Regions from separate parts of the Homo sapiens genome. Here regions 1 and 2 are each linked to region 3. A link is a contact called in ENCODE Hi-C or POLR2A ChIA-PET data. All regions are on one chromosome and are shown on one strand. Each heading gives the region's core, a stretch centred on a gene start or an enhancer-like site at or near the end of the contact. The rest is flanking DNA. Distances are from core to core; before and after follow the strand shown.

Region 1 (4,690 bases), core at 309-2,808, 730 kb before region 3:
AATGCTGTCTTCTCAAGTCATCAGGCTTGGGGCACAGTTCTGTTTATGGACAGGAACACTCCGACTGCCATCCCTACTCCTTTTCCTCCTCTTACTTCTCTCCCACCCATATTACATCCATGATGCCTCATTTTTTTCTCTCCCTGTACCCTCTAAACAGAATCTCAGCATCTGAATTGCATATTTAATCCGGTGGCTCACTCAATCCACAAGGGAGAATGTGGTCATCAGGAAGCTCTGAGAAGAACGGCAATGGACCAATTCACTCGCCGAGAGTCATTCTTCCAACACTGGTTGAACTCTCTTCTGTGCCAGGCCCAAGAAAGGGATAAAAGGACAAGGCCCAGGCTCTGTCTGCAAGGAAAGCAAGCTGAATGGACTTTCTTGTACATCCCTGAAAAATCATGTGAAATATACCAAATCCTCGGGAGGAGTCCTTGGGGCCCCTGGGCTTTTTGAGGAGATGCAGGCATAATGCTGTCAGAGTGGCACAGATACTTGGCTAGCAAGTCATCACAATCCAAGAAGGAAAATTCGACCTCGAGTTTGTACACAATTAACCCATTCTCTGACCTGTGGCACTTAGATGCCACCCAAATCCAGACTTTGGCAAAAATTAGATAACATCAAAGCACAGAAACATTTCTGAATTCATTTTCAGAGCAAATTTAAACTTGCTAAAAATCATTCTTTTCTAATTGCTTTTATTACAGTTCTAATTTTATGATTCTTATTTTACTCATGCAATAAAATAAATAATTTTTGTGTATGCAAAGTGGCAAAAGCCAGGCCTCTCCAAATAATTCATATTTGCACAGGTAGATTAGAACATGGTGACTCAGAGATGCTTGCTGGACTAAAAAAATACACATAGAAAATCTTTGACCTGAGCATTTAATGGTTCTTTACCCAGAAATTCAGAATGTGTGCAATGAGAAGGGCAAAGGACCTCTGTATATTAGCCAAGTAGTACTCAACCCACCAGGGACAATGATGATGAGGATAGTTGCCATTTATTGAGTGCTTACTACGGGCGAGGCACTGTGCTGAGCACTGTATGTACACATCTTTCATTCATTTGTTCAATTAATTCATATCTATTAAGCATCTATTAAACACCATGCACTAAGCTAGGTGCTGGAGGTACAATAGTAAATAAGATAGGTAAGATAGTAACAGACTTAATGGAATGTTAAGTCTTTCAACAACTTGTAAGGTAGATATTAGTGATTCTGTTTTACCACTAAGGAAACAAAATCAGAAAAGAGTGATTAAGTAACTTGCTCTAAATCATATAGTTAATACATGGTAAGCAGGACTTGAAACCAAGTCCCAAATAAAGCCAGACATCAGAGGAAAGCAGGAATTACAAGAATGTATTGTACTTTTAAGTGCCCTTCTGAATTTTTATCTCATTGATAAAAACCTCTAGGAAGGAATTTATAGTTCCTAATCTTTTTCCTTCCCAGTGGAACTAACTCCTAAGCTTTTGACACACCGTACAGGTACACCCCTTCAGGAAGTGGTTCATGACTCAGGCCAGAAACCCCCTTTCCTCTACAACTCCTCAATAGCCTGTGCACATTTCTATTCTTGCACTTACCACTATGACTATACTTTCGAAAAATATGCCTTCCTCCCACTAGACCAGGAGCTCCTTTAGGACAGTTGCTAGGTGTAATTTATCTCTCTACCCTAGCGTAGTGATTCATCTGAGATGCAATAAATGTTTCCTGAATGAGTAAATGAAAAACTTTCATTGGTAACATACTCTACTTCATTATTTCAGTGATAATAATAAAAGTAGCCAGCACTTACTATGATGAGTATGCACTGTGGACAAACATTATCTCCCCCCAACTTCATCATGACTCTGTGAAGTCACAACTGTGTAGTTACCCCCATTTTATTGATGAGAAAAATAAAGACTTTCCCAAGGTCACACAGACTTTAAGTTAAGATGCATGATTCAAACCCAGCTTTGATGGACACTAAATTCTTCACAGGACACAAGGGCACCTCCCAGGACTCATAAAACCATTCCTTCCAACAATCTTCTGATAGTGTTAACTAGCCACTGTTGCGCCCCTAGAGAACTCTGGCTCCCAATTTTTACTCTCACCAGGGCCCGCCTGGTACTTTTAGATACACTACTTACATCCATATTATCTCCCTCAAAAGACAGCAATCTCCTGCAAACAGGGGTCATGTGCTCTTCACCTTGAATCTTCATAGCCTATAGTCCCAGCCTTGGCATGCTCTTAAGATGTTACATTGAACTCTGAGTAAAAATAATATTAGGCCCACTGCATTATTATTATGGAATTAGGATCAAATAAATCCAACCTAATTCCCTGCTTTTATAGTATAAGCCTCTTTCTCAATGGACTAAAAGCCCTGAAGGATAGAAAGGATTTAGAAAGAAGATGGGAGGAGGGCAGGGGGGAAAACTGTGAGCAAAATCCAGCAGTAGTTTGAATGTGGGGCTTGTGAGACCCAGTTTAGGCTGTGATTCGGTCAGAGCACCTGCTGAGGTCCATATGATTTTAACGTGCAGCCAGGGCTGAGAATACCCAAGAAAAGGCATCGAGTGTGTGCAGGGAGCAGTGGGCAAGAAGGCTAGAAGCATCAGATTGGTCAGATAATGGAAGGCACTGACTGCACACCCAGATGCCTGGGCCTTGCCCTGGAGGAGAAGGGAATCTGTTGAGAGTTTAGGAAAAGAAGTGAGACCACCCACCCCTCCTCCACTGTAGAAACAAGATTAGTGGAGGGAGATGGTATGGGCTTAGCAGAGTTGGGGCCAGAAAGACAGCATAAAGGTTGAAGTTGGCAGCAGCCCTCCCAAGAATGGCATGTTGGACTAGGGGAACATGAGGGGACTTGGCAGGGGCCTGCTGGAGCTGCACAAGCAAGACACAGCTGTGGCTGGAATGAGGAGAATTAGATTCCTGAGCCAGCTCAGCCACTAACTGTTTCTATAACCTCAGTCCCCATACCTCTCTGACTCTATTCTGCATCTTTAAAGATAGAGATGTTTACCTTAAAAGGTCATTATGAAGTCTACAGAAAAAGATATGTTAAAGCAGTTGGCACAGAGTAAACACTCAGCAGATGAGCCTGAAACTCAATTATGTCTCTGTTCTTTCTAATATTCTGCTCTTTTGCATTCTGCCTTGATCTACCTTTTGCCTAATTATTATGGTTTAATACGGAACAATCCTTAAGGGCTAGGAGGCTTGCAAAAATGCACTATGCACTCTAGGATATGCCACAATGTAGGCCAGTGTTTCAAAGACACTGCACAAAATGGACAGTGACCACAAGGGGACAGCTCAGTGGAGGACGCATTGTTTCAGGGATGCACTTGCAGTGGGTTTTGTGGCTTGAGGTTTGGGCACAATTTTCCCACTAAAAGAGGTTACACCAGGCCTAATCCTGCAAAAGCCTCTTCATTCAGTTTGAAAACAAATACCCACTGACAGTGGACTATGCTAAGATAAGGGAAGGATAGCAAAGATAATAACGATGTGTATTATGTAATACACAGCACGGGTAGTTCCTGTGTGTAATGTACAAGGCCAGCAGCACCAGAGGTTGGAGGTTGAGACCACAGTGAGGCCTATGCTCCTGCTCTCTTTTGGACAGGAGAGGCAAGCACAGACACCAAGAGCTCATCCTTTGCTGACTCCTCCCTCACATACCAGAGATATCGATGCTTGCTGGGCGTTGACCTCAGCATTCTTTTCTTCTCACCCTCTCTCTTCCCTACCCACCCTAATACCTATGGGTTTGATTCTCACCAACAGGCTGATGTTGTCCTGATCTTCTTTTCTGTTCTACCCTTTCTCCTGAGCTTCAAGCTCTATCTCCATTTAGTTCTTTTGTATTTTGTTTCTTATTTTTTGTTGAGGTATAACACACAGAGAATAACGTCCATAAGTCTCAATTGTTTGTGTGTATAAACCCATGTCACCACCACTCAGATCAAGATATAGAACATTTCCAACACCTCAGAAGTTTCTCCTGTGCTCCTTCTCAGCCAATTACCCACCTAAATCCCAGAGATTACCATTATTCCAACAACTGTCACCATCAATTACTTTGCCTGTTTTTGAACTTCGTATAAATGGAATCATTCAGTAAATATACTTGTATCTGGGATCAATTTTCTCATCCACTAGGAAGCTTTTGGCAATGTGTGGAGACACTATTTTTTTTTTTTTTTTTTTGAGACGGAGTCTCGCTCTGTCGCCAGGCTGGAGTGCAGTGGCACGATCTTGGTTCACTGCAAGCTTCACCTCCCAGGTTCACACCATTCTCCTGCCTCAGCCTCCTGAGTAGCTGGGACTACAGGCGCCCACCACCACGCCCAGCTAATTTTTTATATTTTTAGTAGAGACGGGGGTTTCACCGTGTTAGCCAGGATGGTCTCGATTTCCTGACCTCGTGATCCGCCCGCCTTGGTGTCCCAAAGTGCTGGGATTACAGGCGTGAGCCACCATGCCCAGCCTTTGGAGACACTTTTGATTGCCACAACTCAGGGTAGGGAGGGCTGGGAAATATTACTGGTGTGTAGTGCATCGAGGCCAGGGATGCTGCTAGACATCCTGCAATGCACAGGACAGGCCCACAACAAAGAATTATCTGGCCAATAATTGATAAACCCTGTGTATCAATCTCCTATAGC
Region 2 (4,304 bases), core at 1,805-4,304, 820 kb before region 3:
GCTTGAGAGTTTCTCTGCTTATCAGACTCTTCTCCCCCACCCCCTAAAAGAGTGCTTTTTCCGGAAAGCTCTGCCTGGAATGTGGGGGAAGGGCCACAGTCAGTCTGGGCTGGGCTCAGAGCTAAGAATATTGTGGCAAAGGCTCTTGACTTTTTTTTTTTTTGCTGATCTTGGAAATTTAAAGGAGCCGTTGCTTTCCCTTCTTCAGGGAGGCTGTGCTAGGGGCACAGCAGCCTCAGGCAGCCACTTCTCATCCCCTGGCCAGCCATGCTTACCCAGTGCCTCTTCCATACTGTCCCCTTGCTGGAGCTGGGGACTCACAGTGACAAGGAAAAGGCCCTGCCCTTCCAAAGTCTCCAGTGATGGTTCACTGACAATACAGGGTGATAACAGAGATAATGCAGCAGTGGGATAGGTCACAGAGGAGGCTTCTGACCCGGTGTGAGATTAGTGGGGGTCGGATGGGGGTTGGGCCTTCAGACCCAGCCCTCCTTAGGCCTCAGCTTTGCTGTCTGTAAGGGCAGGTCCTCTCTTCAGTGACCACTCATGATACTGGGTCTATTTAACAGCATGAGCTTTGGTTTATCCCTCAAAATGGGACAGTCACAGCACTCTCAGTCTCCCCCTCAGGTGTTGGTGAAGCCTAAAAGAGCTAAGAGATGTAAGAGAGTAGAGGAAGGGAGTCTCACTGGGATTGTGACATCTGAACCTGCTGAAAACCCAGGCGACCCTCTCTGTTTTGCCAGCATTGATGGGCACTCTTTGTTTCTGCTCTGCCCTGCCCTCAGCTCACTGACCAAGTCACAAGGAAGCCTGAGGGCCAATGTGGGGGTGGGAGTAGAGAGTGGGGTCTGGCCTGGGACCCGGGAGGTCTCCTTGGATAAACAAGAATTTATCTTTTTTTTTTGAGATGGAGTCTCGCTCTGTCACCCATGCTGGAGTGCAGTGGCATGATCTCGGCTCACTGCAAACTCCACCTCCCAGGTTCAAGAGATTCTCCCGCCTCAGCCTCCTGAGTAGCTGGGATTACAGGCACATGACACCACAGCTGGCTAATTTTCATATTTTTATTAGAGATGGGGTTTCACCATTTTGGCCACGCTGATCTTGAACTGCTGACCTCAGGTGATCCACCCACCTCGGCCTTCCAAAGTGCTGGGATTACAGGCATGAGCCACCGCGCCCAGCCTAGAATTTATCTTTAAAAGCAATATACAGTTGAGGCAGGAGGAAGCACATGAGAACCACGACAGCCACCCCAAAGAGATGGACACCATGCCAAGGCTGGAAGCTTTTGTTAATAATCAGACCTGTCCTAAAAAAGAATGCGGGGCTGCCTCTGAAGGAGGTAAGCTCTCTCTTCTTAGAGGTGCCTCGGTGCTTGCCTTTTTGGGATACTGAGAAGAGGGCTTCTGCCTGGGGCTGCAGACAGGAACCCCTGACCTCTGAGATGCCTTGCAGCTCAGAGTCTTTAATACATTTATTCCAGAATCCTTCGACTCTGAGATTTTAACATGTTAAGATTCCTTAGCTGGATTCAAAGACTCCTTGGGGGCTTTGAGTGGAAGTAATCTCTGATTCCTTGACCCTGAATCACAGAGTCTGAAGCTTTTGGGATCTGAGATTTCCCACAGTCCTTGTACTCAAAAGACTCTGAGCTGCAGAAGCCTACCCAGACAGAGAGGTTTGTCACCACCACCAGGCTTCCCCACAACCACTAACAGAGGGCAGGGACCCAGGTGATTGACTCATTTGCTGGGTACTGGGATTTTTTTGCTCCCCAGGATCCAGGCAAGCACCTAGAAGAAAGAAGATACTCAATGCATTCATTCATGACTGAATGAATGAAGAGTCCCTACCCTGTCCCTTCCTCTCCATACTGCGTCCATCCAATAGCTATCATTAAACTACTAAAGAGGACTTTTCGGAGGGTAGGGAGCCTCGGCTGATCAGAAATTGAGCCACTGTCGCCCAGATTATTTAGGGTTTCCTAAATAATCTGCCTCACTGAATCACTGAATTCCCTACTAACAGGTACATACCCCACAGATGGACATCGCACAGGGCAAGGACTTTGTTCAGCTCTCAGCTGTGTCCTCAGCACCTAGAACAGTAATGAATACCCTAGCTTAACTTGGAGGTCAAGGAGCTATCAGTTTGCGAGGGTGGGGTAGGAATTGACAGTGAGACCTGAGGCCTGTGGGAGGGGACCCAAAGAGGGAGGGGATGCAATAGGGAGGGGGCCAGGGGTGACAAGGATTGAGGAAGGGAGAGAGGGGGGAAAAAAAGCAAGGGATGCCTTAGAACCACATTTCACAGCCAAGGGAACAGAGGCCCAGAAAGGGAAAGTAACCTGCTTAGGGTCACACAGCACCTTGCTCAGTGGAGAGCCAGGTTTTCCTTCCTGTGCACTCCTCCAAGCCCAGCCAGACCACCTGAAGTTCCCCAGGCATCTCTGCCTCTATTACTCCACGACTTGAACTTTCCGGGTGCCGGGCAGGTACCGGGTCTGGTCTGCTCCCTCTCCCTCTGGCCATCGCTGAGGTTGAGGTTTTTTGAATGTACAAGTATGGAGAAGGGCACTGCCTTCAGAAGCCTGAACGTCTCCCCTGAGAGGGAGGGGGTGCACAGGACTCAATTGTTTCAGCTTGAAAATGGGGGAGAGCGGGGAGAAGGGGAGATGGCTCTGCTTGGGGCAGAGCCCCTGCGGGGAAAGGGGCGCCTGAAAGGACGTGCGATTCGGAGTGGGCTAGCTTATGCAGAGAGCCTGGGGGTGGGAGGAAGCTCGCACTCTGAAGGACACGCTGATCCCCGTGGGGACTCCCGGCGCCCCGCAGCCCGGGCCGCCGAGGGAGGCAGTAGGACCCAGGGGCCGGGAGGCGCCGGCAGAGGGAGGGGCCGGGGGCCGGGGAGGTTTTGAGGGAGGTCTTTGGCTTTTTTTGGCGGAGCTGGGGCGCCCTCCGGAAGCGTTTCCAACTTTCCAGAAGTTTCTCGGGACGGGCAGGAGGGGGTGGGGACTGCCATATATAGATCCCGGGAGCAGGGGAGCGGGCTAAGAGTAGAATCGTGTCGCGGCTCGAGAGCGAGAGTCACGTCCCGGCGCTAGCCCAGCCCGACCCAGGTGAGGGGCGGGAGACGCCTGCGTGCGTGCGGCCCGGGGGAGCGCCGAGCAATCTGGGGGTGCGCGAGGGAGTAAGAGGGGCGAGGGGACCCTGCGAAGCGTTGGGTGCCGAGCCAGAGCCTACAAATTGGAGTCCTCGGCACTTTGGGGGCCGCTGGAGGGTTTGGAATCGAGAGCCCAGGGCTAGCCAGTGATGGTGCCAGCTGAGGGCTAGGGCGGAGATCGGAGCCGGGTTGGGAGTCCGTGCACTCGGAGGACTGGGAAAAAGTGCAGGGACCCCTAAAAGGTGGTGGTGGCAGATACGAGACTAGGTGCTGTGTAAAGGGGGCTGGGGGCAGAGAGCAGAGCCTCTGCGGAAAGAAACAGAGGAGGAAGGAGATGGGTCTGGTGCCTCTTCCCGCAAGGGTAGGGAGGATAGGCCGGCCTCGCAGTTCCAGGTCACTTCCGTTCTGGGGTTGAGGCTCAGGGGCAGCGGTGATTGGTGGCCCAGCCTCCTCACAGGCTTGCTGAGGGAATTTGAGCTTCCGGTGGTGGGAAAGGAGGTGAAATCGTCTCGACTCCTGGGGTCCGTGTGCTCTGGTAGAAGTGGGCGACAGTGGCTCAATTTCTGATCAGCAGCTTGCAGCCTAGATGATGGCAGCCAAAGGAAAGACTTGGCCAGCGAGGCTCCCTACCACTCCGAAAAAAGAGAGTGGGGGTCAGCAGGGTCTGCTCTGCTCTGGGGATTAAGGGGCTGACTAGAAGGATTTGAGTCTTTCCTTCTGTCCACTGCCACAGGGTTCTTGGAGTAACTGCAGGGTTTAAACTGCAGGGTCTAACTTCCAGAGGCTGGGGTTCCCTGCCCCCCAGCTTAGAGACATTCCTGAGGTGGCTGAAGAGCAGGAAGGAGAATGAATGCACTTCCAGACTGGCCCAGAGTCTCAGCCCCTCCTCTTCCTTGTTTCCCGCTGGTCCCTCTGGGCTGTACGGCCCGGATGGAGGCCTGAGGAAAATGAGGGGGCTTTGGTTCTCCGGAATTCCGGCCGGGGCCACACCCTCCTGTCTTCAGATGGTTCATGTACCCATCCCCCCTTCCCGTCCTCTCCTTTGTCTCCTCTGTCACCGGGACTCCCAGCAGAGATTTTTTTTTTGTACTGGCTGTGTAACAGGACACCGCATGCAGCCCTCAGGAGGGGCTCTGTGC
Region 3 (4,519 bases), core at 1,974-4,473:
GCATGTATTTTGGTGTCATATCTAAGAATGTGGTGCCAGCCAAGCACGGTGGCTTACACCTGTAATCCCAGCACTTTGGGAGGCCAAGGCGGGCAGATCACCTGAGATCAGGAGTTCGAGACCAGCCTGGCCAACATGGCGAAACCCCGTCTTGACTAAAAAAAAATACAAAAATTAGCCAGGCATGGTGGCGGATGCCTGCAATCCCAGCTACCTGGGAGGCTGAGTGAGTAGAATAGTTTGTGAACATCGGTGGCAGAGGTTGCAGTGAGCTGAGACTGTGCCACTGCACTGCAGCCTGGGCAACAGAGTGAGACTCTCAAAAAAAACAAAAAACAAACAAGAATGTGCTGCCAAATCTAAAGTCATGAAGATTTATCTGTATTTTTTTCCTAAAAGTTTAATGACATAGCTCTTATATTTAGGCCTTTGATCTCAATAAAAGTATAGGCCATTTGGAGTTCATTTCTGTATATGGTATGAAGAAAGACATCTATTCTTTTTTTTTTTTCATCTATTCTTTCTTTCTTGAGACGGAGTCTTGTTCTGTCACCCTGACTGGAGTGCAGTGGCACGATCTCGGCTCACTGCAACCTCTGCCTCCTGGGTTCAAGCGATTCTCACGTCTTGGCCTCCTGAGTAGCTGGACAGGCACGCACCACTGGGCTCAGCTAATTTTTGTATTTTTTAATAGAGACAGGGTTTCCCTATGTTGGCCAGGCTGGTCTCGAACTCCTGACCTCAAGTGATCCGCCTGCTTAGGCCTCCCAAAGTGCTGGGATTACAGGTGTGAGCCACCATGCCCGGCCTAGACATCTATTCTTGAATGTCTATCAGGTCTCTCAAACCCAAACTTCTAGTATTCCTCTACCAAACCTGCTCTTCCCAGTCTTCCCTATCTCAGCAAATGCTCACGTTAAAAATCTTGAAGTCGGCTGGGCGCGGTGGCTCAGAGCCTGTTCTAGCACTTTGGGAGACCGACACAGGAGGACTGCTTGAAGCCAGGAGTTCAAGACCAACCTGGCCAACATAGATTTTTAAAATCTTGAAGTCGTCCTTAAGTTCTCTTTTTCTTTTACAATCTACCTCCAAACCATTAGCAAATGATGTTGGCTTCACCTTCAAACCATATCTCAAATTTACCATCTCCTCCTCTATTAATCTGGATTATTACAACAGCCTTTTAACTGGTCTTCCGGCTTTCACCTTTGCCTCCCCACAATCTAATGAGCAGCCACTGATCCTGTTAAAATTTAAGTCTCTGCTCTAAACCCTTCAATGACTTCCTATTTCACTCATAATAAAAACCATAGTGCCTTCCAAGACCTACAAGGTCCTACCTAAAGAATTTGCCCCTACCATACACACACCTTTCTGGTCTCATCTCACCTCTCTCCCAGTCCCTCTCCCTGGACTCCTGGTTGCCCTGTCTTTGCCTTCTTTGGAATGCTGCTGCCCAAGGTATCTCCATGGCTGGCCCCTTCACCTGGTCTTTGCTCAAATTCACCTTCTTAGTGAGGCCTTCTCTAATCACTGTATTTAAAATAGCAATTGTGCGTCCCTTGATACTACTTATTCCCCTACCCTCTAACCTTTGTTTATTTTTCTCCACAGTATTTATCATCATCCGACACACTACGTATTTTACTTGTTTATTCCCCCCCCATTAGAATGTAATCTTCATGAAAGCAAGGACTTCGATTTGTTCATCTGTAACCCCCACTGCTCACAACAATGCCAACACAAGTAGACCTTCAATAATTAATTGAACTAATTAATAAATAACATAAATTATAGTCGCCCGTTGCTGCACCTGTTCCCTTACTGGACTGAGAGCTTTCTGCAAGCAGTGACACCCTTATTCACCCATGAACTCCCAGCACCTAACATTTGCGCTCGGCACATAGTAGGCATTGATTTTAAATGAATGAACCAACAAGACAGGCCTATGAAACATCTCAGCCTTTCAAACACAGTCCCTATGCTATCATTCCCTAAATATGTCAGTGTGTGGGGGTTATCCGAAGGAAGAGGTTCCAATACCAATTTCCACGCCCTCACGCGTACACCCTCTGTTATCCCTACAATACCCAAGCGAGAAAATGAGTAACGGTGACAGCCAGAAAATGAATCCTGAACCGTGCAATGACAAGTCCGAAGGAGAAAGCAGTTGCGATGAGATGAAAGAAGGTAGCGGGACTCAAAACAGAAACACTGTCCCGGGGGTGGTGGCAAGGAGAGGGAAAGGCCCCAGTGGCCACAACCATAGAGTCCTGCTCTCTTTTGACAGCTAAGGAAACTAACGCCCAGAGAGGAAAGCGACTCCCCCGAGGTCACACAGCAAGTGAGCCACGGCGAGAACCCACAGCATCCCGCGTCCGCGCGCCGCCCCAGCTCCCTCGCGTTTGGGGTGGTGTCCTCCGCGCAGAGCCCCCACCAGCGCACGTGCTCCGAGGTCCCCGGACGCCCGCCCGCCCACGGCTCGGGGCCGGCTCCCCATCTCGGTCCAACGCTGGGGTCGACGGCAGTGCGCTGCGCCCGCCTCCTGCGCCCCTCTCAGCCAGCCCGGGAGCCCGCCAGGGGCCGGCGGCTGGCAGCGCTCACCGCGAAGGTGGGCCCGGGCCGCCCGCTCTGCGCCCGCCGCTTACCTGGCAGGGTCCCGCGGGAACCTGAAGAAGGCCAAGTCGGACTGCGTGCTCTTCCGCGTGCAGTTGGGGGCAGCGCAGAAGTTCGGCATCGTCGCCCGCCCGCCGGCCGGCCCAGCCCTCCCCTCCCCGCCTCCTCAGGGCAGTCCGCCCGCCCGTCGGGGCCGGGGAGGGGAGCCAGGCCGGCCGGCCGGCTCGGCAGGGCCGACGCGCGGGGGAGGGGCGGGCGGGCTAGAAGCCGCGAGGGCCAGGAGGGGTGCCGCGGTCCGAGGCCGGGCTGGGGACGCGGCTCCACAGTGCTGTGAGCGGCCGGGAGGATTTACCGCCGCCGCCGCCGCTGGTGCACCTCCCGCCCGCCCGAGACGCTGCCGCCTCCTTCCCACAATGCACCCTGACGCCCGGGGGTGCCCTCTCTTCCCTCAGCCTTCCTCCCCCGCCCCTCCTTTCCGCCTTCTCAGCAGGCGGGCACGCGCAAGGAAGCGCGCCTGCCGGGGTGTGGCGAGGCGGAGGCGGGACCTGGCGCGCGCCGCCGCAGTGCGACTGCGCACAGTCTAATCCGCGGGGAGAGAGAATTGCGCATGCGCGCCTGTCTCCCGGGACGCTAGAGCAGGCGGTTCCTGGGCTGCTCCGGTAGGTTTGGCGTGCGCGGGTTTCTGCAGATCTAGGGCGAGCTTGCACGTTACATCACCGATGCATCTCTTCTTGCTTGCTTAATTTGCCACCACTTAGGCCTTTCTTGCAGAATTCGCCATATACTCCTTAAGGGCCGCGGAATCGGAGCGACCTTGGTGACTGGCAAACTCTCGGCAGATGTGCGTGCACTGGTTTGATGCAGACGTGGTTGTAGGCGATTTAATTTTTCCCAGCTTTGCAGCGACTGTTGGCTTCCCAGAACGGATCTCCCCAGCCTCGACTGGAAGCTGAGGGACAAAAATTCATAAAAGCAATTACTCTTTCCCGGCGAGGCTTCTAGAAGAGCAAGAAGAGCGATATGATTACACCTGCAGCCCTATAAAGATTGATCTGTCCGTCTTTCCCTTACAGTCGTGGCCTGTTAAACGTTCCTGTGTTGTTCAGTGCCAGAATGAGTGACCGCTATTTAGAACAAAGGATTAGTATCAAATTTTGCGTGAAATTGAACAAGTCTGCAAGTGAGACCCACCATCTTTTAAAAGAAGCTTATGGGGATGAAGTCATGTCAAGGGCCAGAGTTTTTGACTGGCACAAAAGGTTTAAAGAAGGACGGGAAGATGTTCGAGATGATGCCCGAAGTGGGCGTCCAGTCACCCACCGAACAGATGACAATATCCAGAAGGTCAAGGACTTGGTTTGTTCAAACAGGCAGTTAACCGTGAGGATGATGGCTGAAGAGTTAAATTTAGACAAAGAAACTGTTAGGCTCATTTTGAAAGAAAACTTGAACATGAGGAAGATTTCTGCAAAAGTTATTTCGGGTGTTTTGAAGGGTGAGCCTAAACCACGAAAACTTGACTTTCGGTCCGATCTTTCAAAGGAAACTAGGAAAAATAGCTCATGTTTGAGGAAAAAGGTAACAGGTTCTGAAACATGGAGTTATCTCCAGGGTGAAGCTGGTGGGGAAATGCCCCTGCCGGTATCCCATCCCAGAGTCCACTACTCTGCCAGTCAGCTTCTGCAGGCGTCATCTTCAACAAGCCTTCCCCCCAGGGTAGCTGAGAATTGGTTCACCCCATGGTGAGAGGAATGTGAGTTAGCTGAACCAGAACTAGGATGCTGCCTCACTGTTAGGCACCTTCTTTGGCTGCTCACGTATTTTTCAGTCTTCACCACTCCTCCCTATGTGCCATGGCCCTCCTCATTACTCTTTGCTGGACTCTTGGACCATTTTCCTTGCT

The links. Hi-C counts contacts between places; a loop is a spot of excess contacts on that map. ChIA-PET counts read pairs that join two places held with the same protein, here RNA polymerase II (POLR2A). Pooled maps may share reads with other maps.
Region 1: a pooled map shows a loop between it and region 3 (2.5-fold over the local background). The contact joins the enhancer-like site here to the promoter of GVQW3 in region 3. A Hi-C loop is called at or near these places in 2 of 50 pooled maps. POLR2A ChIA-PET finds 5 or more read pairs at or near these places in 3 of 52 experiments (PC-3, activated T-cell and activated naive CD4-positive, alpha-beta T cell).
Region 2: a map of CD8-positive, alpha-beta T cell shows a loop between it and region 3 (11-fold over the local background). The contact joins the promoter of SERPINH1 here to the promoter of GVQW3 in region 3. A Hi-C loop is called at or near these places in 1 of 168 maps with a recorded cell type or tissue (CD8-positive, alpha-beta T cell) and 7 of 50 pooled maps. POLR2A ChIA-PET finds 5 or more read pairs at or near these places in 1 of 52 experiments (OCI-LY7).

Annotation. Positions count from the first base shown.
Region 1 is chr11:75,652,898-75,657,587 of GRCh38, forward strand. All of the region lies in intron 1 of MAP6 (microtubule associated protein 6), which reads right to left. Among named protein-coding and RNA genes, the nearest start is that of MAP6, 14 kb to the right of the region's middle. RefSeq lists enhancers at 1,488-1,557, 1,668-1,727. Within about 2 kb of position 1,559, at least 3 of the 41 ENCODE cell types and tissues checked have a DNase peak (open chromatin) inside an H3K27ac peak, as active enhancers do; they include PC-3, where a contact is called at or near this core.
Region 2 is chr11:75,559,199-75,563,502 of GRCh38, forward strand. SERPINH1 (serpin family H member 1) reads left to right here and starts at 3,055. Exons shown (of 5, transcript NM_001235.5): 1 at 3,055-3,121. RefSeq lists enhancers at 1-153, 2,735-3,274, 3,275-3,815, 3,816-4,304, a cis regulatory region at 1-599 and silencers at 2,791-3,050, 3,061-3,110.
Region 3 is chr11:76,378,100-76,382,618 of GRCh38, forward strand. It overlaps GVQW3 (GVQW motif containing 3), which reads left to right and starts at 3,224. Exons shown (of 2, transcript NM_001347885.2): 1 at 3,224-4,194. The coding sequence starts at 3,730. It overlaps THAP12 (THAP domain containing 12), which reads right to left and starts at 3,033. Exons shown (of 5, transcript NM_004705.4): 1 at 2,649-3,033. The coding sequence starts at 2,737. RefSeq lists an enhancer at 2,238-2,739 and a silencer at 2,382-3,311.